Regions from separate parts of the Homo sapiens genome. Here all the other regions are linked to region 1. Evidence: chromatin contacts called from ENCODE Hi-C or POLR2A ChIA-PET data. All regions are on one chromosome and are shown on one strand. The core of a region is the stretch at or near the end of the contact, and the rest is flanking DNA. Distances in the headings are between cores, read along the strand shown.

The links. A loop is a pair of places that touch in the nucleus more often than their neighbours do. ChIA-PET counts read pairs that join two places held with the same protein, here RNA polymerase II (POLR2A). Pooled maps may share reads with other maps.
Region 2: a loop to region 1 is called in a pooled map, with 8 times the contacts of the local background. The contact joins the promoter of IFNGR2 here to the promoter of CFAP298-TCP10L in region 1. A Hi-C loop is called at or near these places in 6 of 50 pooled maps. POLR2A ChIA-PET finds 5 or more read pairs at or near these places in 2 of 52 experiments (HepG2 and WTC11).
Region 3: a loop to region 1 is called in a map of ascending aorta, with 8 times the contacts of the local background. The contact joins the promoter of IFNAR1 here to the promoter of CFAP298-TCP10L in region 1. A Hi-C loop is called at or near these places in 3 of 168 maps with a recorded cell type or tissue (B cell, CD8-positive, alpha-beta T cell and ascending aorta), 1 of 37 single-sample maps with no recorded cell type and 13 of 50 pooled maps.
Region 4: a pooled map shows a loop between it and region 1 (7-fold over the local background). The contact joins the enhancer-like site here to the promoter of CFAP298-TCP10L in region 1. A Hi-C loop is called at or near these places in 6 of 50 pooled maps. POLR2A ChIA-PET finds 5 or more read pairs at or near these places in 2 of 52 experiments (A549 and GM12878).
Region 5: a loop to region 1 is called in a pooled map, with 2.9 times the contacts of the local background. The contact joins the enhancer-like site here to the promoter of CFAP298-TCP10L in region 1. A Hi-C loop is called at or near these places in 5 of 50 pooled maps. POLR2A ChIA-PET finds 5 or more read pairs at or near these places in 2 of 52 experiments (activated CD8-positive, alpha-beta memory T cell and activated T-cell).

The regions. Positions count from the first base shown.
Region 1 is chr21:32,611,030-32,613,729 of GRCh38, reverse strand. It overlaps CFAP298-TCP10L (CFAP298-TCP10L readthrough), which reads left to right and starts at 1,353. Exons shown (of 12, transcript NR_146639.2): 1 at 1,353-1,625. CFAP298 (cilia and flagella associated protein 298) reads left to right here and starts at 1,353. Exons shown (of 7, transcript NM_021254.4): 1 at 1,353-1,625. The coding sequence starts at 1,487. RefSeq lists enhancers at 1,112-1,221, 1,882-1,931.
Region 2 is chr21:33,401,963-33,404,662 of GRCh38, reverse strand. It overlaps IFNGR2 (interferon gamma receptor 2), which reads right to left and starts at 1,250. Exons shown (of 7, transcript NM_005534.4): 1 at 1,047-1,250. The coding sequence starts at 1,119. RefSeq lists cis regulatory regions at 151-651, 1-680, 1,248, 1,525, 1,535 and 2 more, silencers at 682-731, 872-921, 942-1,021, 1,032-1,571 and promoters at 1,126-1,530, 1,125-2,292, 1,664-2,302, 1,146-2,302.
Region 3 is chr21:33,323,564-33,326,263 of GRCh38, reverse strand. IFNAR1 (interferon alpha and beta receptor subunit 1) reads right to left here and starts at 1,294. Exons shown (of 11, transcript NM_000629.3): 1 at 1,133-1,294. The coding sequence starts at 1,208. RefSeq lists cis regulatory regions at 1,305, 1,362-1,371, 1,862, enhancers at 466-1,367, 1,601-1,650, 1,871-2,080, 1,368-2,270 and promoters at 1,283-1,953, 1,307-2,590.
Region 4 is chr21:33,360,557-33,363,256 of GRCh38, reverse strand. No RefSeq gene overlaps it. Among named protein-coding and RNA genes, the nearest start is that of IFNAR1, 37 kb to the right of the region's middle. RefSeq lists a silencer at 1,740-2,034. Within about 2 kb of position 1,441, at least 31 of the 41 ENCODE cell types and tissues checked have a DNase peak (open chromatin) inside an H3K27ac peak, as active enhancers do; they include GM12878, where a contact is called at or near this core.
Region 5 is chr21:33,204,308-33,207,007 of GRCh38, reverse strand. No RefSeq gene overlaps it. Among named protein-coding and RNA genes, the nearest start is that of IFNAR2, 24 kb to the left of the region's middle. RefSeq lists a silencer at 1,310-1,369. Within about 2 kb of position 1,372, at least 14 of the 41 ENCODE cell types and tissues checked have a DNase peak (open chromatin) inside an H3K27ac peak, as active enhancers do.

The DNA of each region.
Region 1 (2,700 bases), core at 104-2,603:
AGTAATTTCCTGGGTGGAGAGGATGACATTACTCTCAATATCGCAGGGGTGTACACCCCACTGTGATATTTTTCTAAATATTCAGGGCGGGAGACGATAATATTACTCCCAATATCGCAGAAGGTGTACATTCCCTGACCATCAAACATAAGAAGTCCATCAACCTGTTTAGTTTTCTTTAGATCTGTATTTGAATTTGTGTTGTCCGTTTGTTTATTTATTATTTTTGAGACACAGTCTCACTCTGTCGCCAAGGCTGGAGGGTAGTGGCGCGATCTAGGCTCACTGCAACCTCCGCCTCCCGGGTTCAAGCAATTCTCCCACCTCAGGCTCCCTAGTAGCTGGAATTACTGGCACGCGCCACTACGTTCGGCTAATTTTTGTATTTTTAGTAGAGAAGGGGTTTCACCATGTTGGCCAGGCTGCTTTCGAACTCCTGACCTCAGGTGATCCGCCCTCCTCGGCCTCCCTAAGTGTTGGGATTACACGCGTGAGCCACCGCTCCTGGCCTGTCCATTTATTTTTGTTTTCTTTTTGTCACACTAAAATATAAGCTCCATGAGAGCAGTGACTCTGGATCTGTGGGGCCCGGAATAAACAGCGACTGACGCCGACTGCCTTCAGCAAGAGTCCGCTGGAGGATGGCTGGATATTTCTGGGAGGGTCGCTCTGGCAGGGGCCGCTGGAGCTACCCCAGCAACGCCATCCAAATCAACCTGAACGAAGAAGTGCGGACACTCGCCCTGGCCCCTCCGTCCTGAAAAGCTGACCCGCGCAAACAGCAGCGAACAGCAAGACTCAGTTCTGGGTCGCTGCCGCCGAACTTTCCCAGGCCGGAAACAGCGTGGAAACGTTGCCGGAAGTGGAGACTGAAAGCGGCGGAAGGGACGCTGGAATGTGGAGCGGTTGTGGGGCGGCAGCTGCGGAACTGCGCGATTGTGGTTCCCGCCGTATTTCCCGTTCCCCATCTAGTAACTCCCATCTCAGCCCACGTATCTCCCTGAGTGGAAATCTCGGGCCCCAGACCAGTCGATTGGGAGGTCCGCCCTCCCCTTCAGCGACTTGGTCTGTGTTTTGGCAGTTGCCGCGACAACAGTCACTTCCGGGAAGGGGCTCTGCGAATCTCCTTCCGTCGGTCCGCTCAGAATCAGCTGTCCTCTCAGACTGTGTGGGTGGTTTCCCCGGCCGCAGCTCCGTACGGGCTTGGATTGCTGGGCCTCGGTGCACCCCAGCCTCCCCCACTCGGGTTCTGAGCTTGAGCTGGCGGCTCTTTAACTCTGCTTCACTGTTGCTCTTGGCAACATCCACTTCCGGGAGCGAGTGCCGTTTCCCCCGCTCACCGCGGGCTAGGGAGCGTGGGATTCCGGACTGTGAGCGGCTGTTAGTGCGTCGCAGCTGCTGGCGATCCGGCGACCCTCGGCCGGCAGGACCCGCGGGCCACGCAGCCGGGGCCTTCTCAACGCCTCAGTACCTCGGCGGGACCGCCATGGTTCTGCTGCACGTGAAGCGGGGCGACGAGAGCCAGTTCCTGCTGCAGGCGCCTGGGAGTACCGAGCTGGAGGAGCTCACGGTGCAGGTGGCCCGGGTCTATAATGGGCGGCTCAAGGTGCAGCGCCTCTGCTCAGGTGCGGCTCGCGGGTGGGCCCATCCCGGACAGATCGAGAGACCGGCGTGGGATGGAGAAAGAGGGGCAGGGTGGGCCGAGGGGTCAGGTTTGTGAAGATTATTGAAGAGATTTGCAGCAGCCGGGGTTGAAACGGGACACTAGGGTTAACCGGAGATGAATAAGGAACCGGAGAAGATCCGGCCTGTCTGACACCCCGGGCTGGGAGGTGGGCCCAGGTGCCTCTCGGAGCCAGGATTTGGGGTGCTGCGAATAAGTGGAAATGGGCTGGGGAGGGAGGAGGGAGCCGAAAGGCCGGGCTGAACAGCAGACTTAGTGCAATTAATCACGTGTGAGGGGTGAGATGAGAACTAGGTGGGCTTTTAAAAGCTGAATTTACTATTTTTAGTCGCCCAATGTAAAGCAGCGAGCCACCTGGCTTTGGGACGGCCCCTTACAGTTGAGGAAGCCTTGGTGATCTTTCCCCGCCCTGGAAACGGCCTGTTGCGTTGCGGCGCCGTCTCCCTACCCCGCGCAGGTTCCAGGGCACCCGCTTTGCCGCAGAACTTTCCGGCGGTGGAAGGGCCCCCATCTGTGCTGTCCATTGGGCAGCTGCCGGCCACTTGTGGCCGTAGAGCATTTGGAATGTGGCTAGTGCGGCCAGGCAACCGAATTTTACATTTGCATTTTAATTAATTAAATATATATAAATATAAATAAATACCATATATATAGTATATATGAATATAAATAAATTATATATATGTATATATAAATATAAATAAATTATATATATATATATATATATGGTATGTGTGTGTGTGAGAGACAGGGTCTTACTGTTGCCCAGGCTGGAGTGCAGTGGCGCGATCTCTGCTCACTGCAACCTTCGCCTCCCGGGTTCAAGCTATTCTCCTGCCTCAGCCTCCCAAGTATCTGAGATTACAGGCGCCCACCACCACGCCCAGCTAATATTTGTATCTTTAGTGGACACGGGGTTTCATCATGTTGGCCAGGCTGGTCTCGAACGCCTGACCTCAGGTGATCCGCCTGCCTCCGCCTCCCAAAGTGCTAGGATTACAAGTGTGATCCATCGC
Region 2 (2,700 bases), core at 1-2,500, 790 kb before region 1:
GAGCTCAGGAGTACAAGAACAGCCTGGGCAACACAGTGAGACCTCCTCTCTACAAAAAATACAAAAATTGGCCAGGCGTGGCCAATAATACCACCTTCTTGGGAGGCTGACGTGGGAGGATCGCTTGAGCACGGGAGGCGGAGGCTGCAGTAGCTGAGATGCTGCCCACTGCACTCCAGCCTGGGCGACAGAGCGACACCCTGTCTCAAACAACAATAAAATAAATAAATGCCTGGCTCAGTTGACACTCTTCCTCTTCCGCCCCAACACTGATGGGACCCGGACAGTTCTGAGCCCTGCCTGAATGCTGCTGCCCCATCTCTATGACCGCGGGAACTGTCTAGATTTCACACCCAGTGTCAAACATGCCCTCGGCCAAAGTCGGAATTGAGTCTGGGTCACCCGTCCAAGACGCTGGTCCCTGCTCCACCGCTGCTACTACAAAGGGACTGAGTCTAGCTTCCAGCCAGGCCTTCGGGAGGCACTCCAGGCGGGGACTAAGCGCAGTCTCGCCAGGCTGCAGAACCAGTGGCCAGCAAAGGCGGCCCCCGCCGGAGCCCTGGATTCAATTTGCTGTTGTTCATTCCGAGAAATTCGGAGACTGGGGCCACGCTGGCTTTCCCGGCGCGGGCGCGCGGGTGGGGGAGGTGGCGCAGCCGAGGTTACCGGCTTCACGGAGGGGCACCGAGTGTCCTCTCCCGGAGAGGGGTGTCCCGGCGGCCAGGACGCCAGGAGGGGTGCCCCCCGTCTTCCTGCTGCTGCCCAGCTCCTGTCTGGAACTCCTGGCCGCCCATCCCAGCCCCGCTGCGGGCTCCCAGCGGGCCCCTCTAGCCCTGGGCACCCCGCAAGACCCCCACCTGGGGCACCCGCAGGTTCCCACCTGATCTGAGCACTCCGCATATCCCACCCACCAGGAGCACCCCGCAGATTCCCACCCACTCTGAGCACCCGGCAGATTCCCCCCACCCCACGATCCGGGAGTCCCCCAGCCCCCACATGCTGCGGCTGCGCCCGCGTCCCGCCGCGGAGGCCCAGGCCCGGCTCACCTGGCGGGGCCGCGGCGGCGGCGGCGAAGACTCCGAGCAGCAGCAGCAGCGACCACAGCAGCGTCGGTCGCATGGCCCCGGGCGCTCGGCGGCGGCTCAGGTCGCGGCCGGGGCCCCGCTCGGGGTCCGCGGAGCCGCTCACGTCGCCGCCCAAACCGCCATGGCGAGCGCAGGGCGCGCAGGGCCCGCCTCTTCCCGAGCAGCAGCGGGGCGTCCCGGTGGAGGGGATTCGGCTCGGCCGCCCGCGCCCCCGCCCCCGCCCCGTCCCGCCCCCGAGGCCACCGCCCCCGCGCGGGACTTTCCCGCTCCGGGAACCGCGGCCCTGGGGGGCCTCTGCGGCTGCAGCGCGGGGACCCCACGCAGCCGGCCTCCCAGAGCGCGGAGCCTCCCGGAACGTCCTGGAGACTGGAGCCCCGCGGGACGCCCACCTTCGGGGGCCGCGATCCTTCCGGAAGGGCCCCGCGAGACCCCGGCCCAGACCCCCGGGCTTTCCCTGGAGCCCCCACCCCTCCTGACCCCCCCCAACTCTCCTCTCGGGTGCTTGATCGCACAATTCGAGGATTCGCCCCTTTAGTCGAAATGTTTGCTTTAATAGCCCCCAAAGTACATATTAAGCTTTCAACTCTCCCCCGCCCCCCTCCCCTTTTTTTTGAGACGGAGTCACCAGGCTGGAGTGCAGTGGGGCGATCTCGGCTCACTGCAACCTCCGCCTCCAGTCAACCCCATTTTGAAAAGGGTTTTAAGGGGAAGGAGTTAGAAAGGGCCCAGTGAAGGAGGAGGTGGGGCTCTGGGGGTGGGGGGAATGGCCTCCGAGCAGGGGGAGGGAGAGACAGAAACTTCCAGCATTTCTAAATGGCGTGGGGTTTGCCCTGGAGCCGGCGGCGGTGCACGAGTAGGAAGTCCTTTAGCAGCTGGGCAGCCGCAGGCCCGCTCCCCAGCCCGAGCCTGCACCATGTCGTTTGACGCCTGTTGGGAGAGGGTTTTAAATCTGCCCTGTTCTTCCAAGATGCGTCATAAAGCTAGCGCAGCAAAGGAGGGACGCGGTGCAGGGAGACCAAGAATTTAAAAACAGGTCGTCCCGGGAGCCCACTGGACACGTTAGCAAAAATGGGTTTTGCAACATAGAGCTTTTCTTTTGCTCTTCCCACATTCTTGCATTTCCTCTTTGTAGAACTATTTTGAAATTGGCCACGCTCGTGAAAATACGTGATGAAATACCTCGCAGACAATTGAATTATGCATTGGATATTTCTAGATACAGAGATGTATTTATATGTTACACGAAAAAAGCGGGCGATAACTTGGAATCACTTCAAAAAGTATGCACTGATGCCAGGCGCGGTGGCTCACGCCTGTAATCTCAGCACTTTAGGAGGCCGAGGTGGGCGGATCACATGAGGCCAGGAGTTGGAGACCAGCCTGGCCAATATGGCTGAAACCCGTCTCTACTAAAAATACAAAAATTAGTCAGGCGTGGTGGCCGGCGCCTGTAATCCCAGCTACTTGGAGGGCTAAGACAGGAGAATCACTTGAACCCGGGAGGCGGAGGTTGTAGTGAGCGGAGATTGCGCCACTGCACCCCGGCCTGGGTGACAGACCGAGACTCCGTCTCAAAAAAAAAAAAAAAAAAAAAAAAAAAAAAAAAAAAAAAAGG
Region 3 (2,700 bases), core at 45-2,544, 710 kb before region 1:
CTCTGCACACCAGCCTGGGCAACAGGCTGTCTCAAAAAAAAAAAAAAAAAAGTATAAATAAAAATGTCTTCCCATATTTTGGACAGTTTTCTTAGTCTTGGGTCCTAGAATTGCATTTACTAGTTTAAAAAGTATGACTATTTTTATGACTTCTGAAAGACTGAGCAACATTACAATCTCATTGAGATAACATTTCATTGAGTTTTGAACATGATTATTTCTTTGGGAAAAAAGTAGGTAGTTAAGTAAACCAAAAATAAAATTCTAAGCCCCCCAACAATGTGAATGGACCTCTCCTCTCAACAAATGGCATTCCAAAGTTAATCTGAAAAACTAGTTCAGGCCTTCCACACTGACCATGTCAATTACAAGCTTATCTTCTCAGGTGCAAAACAAAGTCAAGACTCCATCTACCCAGAGGCATCTGCATAACTGACTCCCTTTACTCTCTTTTTCTCTTCAAGACACTCATGGTATCTTAAAATACAGATTTCTTGGGCACTAACTAAATTCTCACAGAACTATTTGCCTTACTGCCTTCCTGCCCCACCTCCTGAAAACCTCTGGAAAACCAGTCACAGACGTGTTTGTGGCTCACGTTTTTCCCGGATGCGCCCTGAAGCAGGCTTAGTAAACCTCGAGAACTGACAATTATGCTTCAGTCACTCCGACTGTCATTTTTTATTGGCCTGTATGAATCCTGAGGGCAGAGAAATCCTGGCCACACTTAGCTCACTCCCCCGTGGGACTGGGCGCCTATTCACCAGATTGAGGAAATGCATTTCGGGAAATGTTTTGTTTATTATCAAACAGACCAGCGGAGCCGCGGTACTTTCCCGGAAAGAATCAAACTCGACACAAAGCTCTGGCACCGCCATTTCACGGGGGTGGGACCCGGGCGCTCCCGAGGACCCGTACACGGCCACAGGCAAGCGGCAAGAGAGGACCCAGAACACCACTTTCTCCTGGTTGATTTGCGAGCCCAGGTCGGGTTTAATCTTTGGCGCGGCAAAGTGGACCGAAGGTTTCCCAGACTGGGCGTCTGTCGCCCCCAACAGCATCGCCGCCCCCGTAGCCCAGCTGCGTGCCCTACCTCCCGCCCTGCGCCAAGACTCTCCTCCCCGCCTCTCACCTGCGGCTGCGGACAACACCCATGGCGCCACGGCGACGAGCACTAGGGTCGTCGCGCCCAGGAGGACGACCATCATCTGGGAGCCGCCGCAGATCCCACCAGTTACATGTTCGCGCACGCGCAGCTCCTCTCAGCCGCCATCGCCCCGTCCTAAGTCACACCGCCCCTCTGCACACGCGCTGCCCCTCTTAGCTCTCACCGCCCCTCTACGCACGCGCCGCCTCTTCTGACACACACACCGCCCCTCCGCGCACGCGCCGTTCCTCCACGCACGCGCCTTTCCTCCTAGCTAGCACCCCTTCTCCAAGCTCCCATTGCCCCATCCTAATTGCAGCACCCCTGTGCGCGCGCGCCTTAGAAATCGCAGGCCTCCTGCATTCTCTTCTTCCTCACTCTTTCCGGCCTATGGCCGGTCTGGAGCACTTCACCATCGCATTCCAGGACGACTCCCCCTCACAGGAGGCCTTGACCTTCACAGGATCGCGGCACACACCTGCGCAGACCCAGCGACTTTGGAGTTCCCGCGTCTCTTCCCCATGTCTGCAGTCGGAGGGCGCGGGTGGGCTCCTGGTCGCGGCCCGGCGCTCTTCGTCCTCGCCCTTCTCCGCCCGGGGCGCTTGCTGACCCTAGAGTCTTGGACAGTGGCGTTGGGAGTCCCCAGCGGCCTGGGAACCAGATGAGGCTGGAAGGAGGAAGTGGCTGAGCGACCAGACCGTTGCTGTGTGCAGAGCGAGAGCGGGGCAGAGGCGGTCGAGCGCTCGTTTTCCGGGCGACTTGGCTGAGGGGCGAGATGGTCCCTTGGAGAGAACAGCCACGGGCCCTGGGCCGAGGGGCTCCAAACAGCAGTCGCTAGGCTGTTTTGGTCGTCGGGCTTTATCAGTAAACAATTCGAGCCCATGGTTCGAATGATTATTTAATTAAATTCCTCAGTAATAGATCCAGTGCATTGTGAAAATATGCGAAATAAAATTTAAATGATGAGATAAAATAAGGAATCAAATACTTCGTTGTTATAACAACCAAGCAATTAATTAGCAATTACATAATTAAATGAATGTTTGTAAAGAACAATGCAATGGAATATATATGTATTCCATCTATATATTCCATCTCTATATTCCATCTATATATTCCATCTCTATATCCCATCACTATATTCCATCTCTATATCCCATCTCTATATTCCATCTCTATATCCCATCTCTATATTCCATCTCTATATCCCATCTCTATATCCCATCTCTATATTCCATCTCTATATTCCATATCTATTCCATCTCTATATTCCATATCTATTCCATCTCTATATTCCATATCTATTCCATCTCTATATCCCATCTCTATATTCCATCACTATATCCCATCTCTATATCCCATCTCTATATCCCATCTCTATATCCCATCTCTATATCCCATCTCTATATCCCATCTCTATATTCCATCTCTATATTCCATCTCTATTCCATCTCTATATTCCATATCTATTCCATCTCTATATTCCATATCTATTCCATCTCTATATTCCATCTCTATATTCCATCTCTATATGCCATCTCTATATGCCATAT
Region 4 (2,700 bases), core at 192-2,691, 750 kb before region 1:
CGTGAGCCACCACGCCCGGCCTCAGAATTTCCTTCTTTTTAAAGGCTGAATAATATTCCGTGGCATGTGAACACCACATTTTATCTGCTAATCTATCAAAGCAAATATTTTGCAAATAATTTTTCCAATTCCAAAGGTTGTCTTTTCCATTGATTATTTCCTTTTATATGCAGAAGTTTTTAAGTTTGATGTAGTCCCATTTGTCTACTTTTGTTTTTGTTGTCTGTGCTTTTGGTGTCATAGCCAATAAATCATTGCCAAGTCCAATATCATGAAGATTTCCCCTATGTTTTTGAGGGGAAAAATCTCAAACCGTTTTTCCTCTGCTCTCATGCCACAACAATAAACACAGAAGACTTCTGTGACCAAATGCGTAGTGATTTCTCCCCATTAACAAGAAGGCAATCAATTCTGCAGCAGACACTGGTTGGGTATCCTCCTATTTAATTCTGACACTGTCTACCTGGAGATAGCATCAGATCCTGATACAACACCTAAACAAAATTTATTTAGGCAGTTAGTGAGGATAAAAGAGTCCTCAGTAAGGTTTGCCTTTTAATAAAAAGAAGCCCCAAATCATTTCTTTTCTAACAAAAAGAGCCTGAAAACTCAAGCTGCAAACATAGATAAGCAAACTGGAAGCTTGCATAGGCGAATGCCAGCAGCTGTGCCAATAGGAAAGGGATACTTGGAAGTCAGGTATATTCAATATTGAAGTTCCCTTTTCCCTTTTCTTTGTTGCCACGTGTGCAGTAAAAAAGCAGGCAACAAGGCCTGGGCTAGGTAGAGGTGCCATTTGCATAATAACAGATGAGGGTGGGATGGCCAGCCTCTTCCTGTGCTATGTAAATGGAACACCTGGTCCAACCAATCCTCTGTGCCCTACGTAAATAAGACACCGCTTCCTCAAGCTCATCTATAAAAGCAACCGCATCTCGCTGTAAACCCGGAAACCTGTTCGGGACTCCTTCCTCTGCACAGGGAAGGTCTCTTCTTTCTTTTGCCTGCTAAACTTCCGCTCTTGAACCCACTCCTTTTGTGTCCCCATCCTCGATTTCCTTGGCGTGGGGCAACAAACCACACGTATTACCCCAGACAACCATGCTGCTTCAATCTCACAGGTTGAGAGCTCATTCCCACAAGACTGCCCCCTTATTTCCGATGCCAATTGCAAGCCCCAGGTTTTACCTGTTATGACTGAATGACTATAAATTGAGGGTCCCATGGCCCCCTCCTTGTGTTCAACTGATTTGCTAGATTGCCTAACAGAACTAGAGGAAACACTAACTTATGTTTACCGGTTTATTATGAAGGCTATTACAAAGGATACAGATGAAGAGATACATAGGATAAGGTATGTGAGAAGGACTGCAGAGATTCTATGCCCTTCCCAGCAGCCTCTGCATGTTCAGCTATCAGGAAGCTCTCTACTAAAAATAGAAAAATTAGTTGGGCGTGGTGGCAGGCGCCTGTAATCCCAGCTATTCAGCAGGCTGAGGCAGGAGAATTGCTTGAACCTGGGAGGTGAAAGTTGGAGTGAGCCGAGATCGCCCCACCGCACTCCAGCCTGGGCGACAAGAGCAAAACTCTGTCTCAAAAAAAAAAAAAAAAAAAAAAAAAAAGGAAGTAGTGACACGAAACACTGTCTCCACACTCCACCCTTATAACCTCCAGCTGGCACCCTGAATGGTCTGGCCTCTCCCTGGGGGCGGATAGGGCAGGAGACACTAAAGTATTAATTATCTTTTTTGATCATGGCTGTAACTGTTCTGCGCCATCTTCAACAGGTGAGACTAAGGAGGGAATCACAGCTAGTCATCTCAGCCAGGCCAGTAGGGGGCGCAGTGCAGTGATCATTCCCTGGGGCCAAGGCTGTCTCCTTGCAGGTTCATCTCAGCTCTGCAGCAATGCCTACTTCTTTCCATCCGCTCCGAGGCTGTTACTAAGTATGTGGAGCTCCTTTTCAACAACTCGCTTACTACAAAGTCCTGCTCATTAAAAGGCGAAGGTGGTAGTGGTAGAGGACTAGATGGGCTAAGTATTTGCTCAACTGCTCTATCTTGCTTTGTAACTACCAAACCATTTCTGGGTGAGATCATGGGGACACCAGATTCTTCACATCCTTTCCTCATTTGCTCAAGACGAGATAATCACAAACAGAACTTTAAGAAACCACCTGTATAAACATACTTGGCGTATCTTCTGGGAATGGAATTATTGAATAGTAACCGATTGTCAGCCTGAACAGGGTGACTTGTTGCCCTCCAGTGGTAAATTCAATCAGTGTTTGTACCGTCAACGTCCCCGCTCAATCACCGTTAAACACTTAGGCAACCAAGTGTCAGCCACAAAGTTAAAAAACAGTCCTTGTTTTCATGGAGCTTGCCAAATAAATATAAGCAAATGGTATAAAATCCCTTCCCTAGGGAGCATGCTAGACACACCCGCAGGTACAGACACAGATGGGGCATGATGACTTCTCCACGTGTATGCAGTGGAGTTCTTTTAGGGAGATTTCAGAGTGGATGATGTACTTTTATACTACAACATTTAGAATAATCTCTCTAAGTACAATTCCAGAATATTAAAAGTATTATAAAATTTGGGAATAGACAACAGAGTCAAGTACACAAAAAGCCTATTATATATTTAAGGACTATGTTTAGAAAAAAGGGTCCTTTTACTGGAAAGATAGGAAAA
Region 5 (2,700 bases), core at 123-2,622, 590 kb before region 1:
GAGAGGAATGGGAAGCCACTGGGGAGTTTAAGCCAGAGTGATAGGATCAGAGCAGCTGTTTTGAAGATGACGTGTTGCAGTGAGGATGGGGGCTCTGAAACAGGCAGGAATGAAAGCAGGGAGACCCGGGAGGGGCTACTGCAGGAGTTCAGGTGGAGATGACAGTGGCCAAGATTAGCGTGCTGGCAGTGGAGGGGAAGAAAAGTGGATGGGTGTTGCAGAATTTAGGAGCTGGATTGGTAGGATTTGGTGATTAGGTTGGGTGTGGAGGGAGAGGCAAGTACAGTCTGCCCTCGATATCCGTTGGTTCCACATCTGAGGATCAACCAACTGCTGATCAAAAAAATTTGGAAAGAAAGCCCCGATAAAACAATACAAGAATAAAAATAATACAAATTAAAAATATAGCATAACAACTATTTACATAGTATCTACATTGTATTAGGTATTATAAGTAATCTAGGGCTGATTTAAAGTATACTAGGCTGGGCGCAGTGGCTCATGCCTGTAATTCCAGCACTTTGAGAGGCCGAGGCGGGCGGATCACGAGGTCAGGAGATTGAGACCATTCTGGCCAACATGGTGAAACCCTGTCTCTACTAAAAACACAAAAATTAGCTGGGTGTGGTGATGCACGCCTGTAATCCCAGCTACTTGGGAGGCTGAGACAGGAGAATCACTTGAACCCGGGAGGTGGAGACTGCAGTGAGCCGAGATTGTGCCACTGCACTCCAGCCTGGCAACAGAGCAAGACTCCATCTCAAAAAAAAAAAAAAAGTATACTGGAGGTGTGCATAAGTTATATGCAAATACTATGCCATTTTGTATTGGGTTGGTGCAAAAGTCATTGCGGTTTTTGCCATAAAGACGAAAAAGGCAAAAACTGCAATATTTTTGCACCAACCTAATACAAGGGGCTTGGGCATCTGTGGATTTTGGTATCCCTGGGGGCCTGGAAACAATCCCCCATGAATACGGAGGATTGGCTTTATATAGATGACTCCCTTTGCTTAAATACCTGGCTTCATGGTGATGGTGAGCATAGAGGAAGGACATCTTGGAGAAGAAGCAGATTTACAGAGAAGATGATGAGTTGGCTTTGGACACGTTGACTCTGATGTGCCTGTTAGATGTCTAAGGGGAATACCAGTGCTCAGACGAGAGGTCTGGCTGGGCAGGCCTTGGCTGGCAAATGGTAACCGAATCTGTGGGAGTGGATGCCATTGCAGTGTTTCTCTATGGAGTGTGGGTATTGGCATGCGAGGATGGACAGTTCTTTGGTGATACTGCCTTCTGTTTGGTCCCTCTGCCGCCATCCACTGAACACTAGTAACACAGCATCCACGCTGCTGTTGTGACAACCAAAGCCACCTTCACACATTTCCCAATGCCACTTCCCCTTAAGAACTTGTAGTCTAGAGAGAGAATCTAGAATGAAACATGAAAAAGGCCTATATTGAGATGTTGTAGAGCAGGGGTGTCCAATCTTTTGGCTTCCCTGGGCCACACTGGAAGAAGAAATGTCTTGGGCCACACATAAAATACACTAACAATAACGATAGCTGATGAGCTAAACACACACACACACACACACACACACACACACACACACACACACACACATCTCATAATGTTTTAAGAAAGCTTACGAATTTGTGTTAGGCTGCATTCAAAGCTGTCCTGGGCTGTGGGTTGGACAAGCTTGATGTAGAGGAAGAGGAAGTGGCAAAAAAAAAAAAAAAAAAAAGAAAGAAAGAAAAAGAAAAGCTGAGAAGTGGCCAGAGAGGGGAGAAAGACCAGGTGTTACACAAAGCCCAGAAAAGAGGGTGTTTCTAGAAGAGACGAGGAAGGCCAATTGTCTTGAACCTGTTGAGAAGTCAAGTGGGTACCTAGCAATGATGAGGTCAGTGGTGTGTGGGGAGGAGTGTGAGCTAGCGTGGGCTGGGGTGAGATATGAGTGGTGACCTGGCAGGGGTGGGTCTTTTGTTCACTCCTGTGTGTGCAGGTCCATGCATTCATACGTGATCACTGCACATCCTGGATTTTCTAGGACAGTACCATTTAAAAAAATGTAATTCTGGCTGGGTGCGCTGGCTCATGCCTGTAATCCCAGCACTCAGGGAGGCTGAGGTGGGTGGATCGCTTGAGCCAAGGAGTTCAAGATCAGCCTGGGCAACCTGGTGAGACCCTGTCTCTACAAAAAAATACAAAAATTAGCCAGGCGTTGTGGCACACAACTGTAGTCCCATCTATTTGGGAAGCTGAGGTGGGAGGATCACCTGAGCCCGGGAGGTCATGGCTGCAGTAAGCCATGATCACACCACTGTGCTCCAGCCTGGGTGACAGAGTGAGACAAAAACACTTAATTTTTTTTCTAACAAAGGCAATTCATTAAAAAGTCACTTAAATAGAATTAACTTTATTTTGTTGTAGTTTTCATAGAAATCATATAAAACAGAAAAAAATAATCAAATTAAGACCCCCTTGTCTTAAGTCTTAGTTGAGGAAAAAACCTTTTTTTTTTTTTTTTTTTTTTTTTTTTTTTTTTTAAAGAAACAAACCCAACTGAGGCCAAATATTCTAGTGATGCAGGCATTGCTCAGACGTGGTCTAAGAAGCGTGCAGCAGCTTCAAGGGGAATTCTGGAAGGGAATTCCCACATTTTGAGCAGTGGCCACATTCCTGGGATAGGCGTAGAAG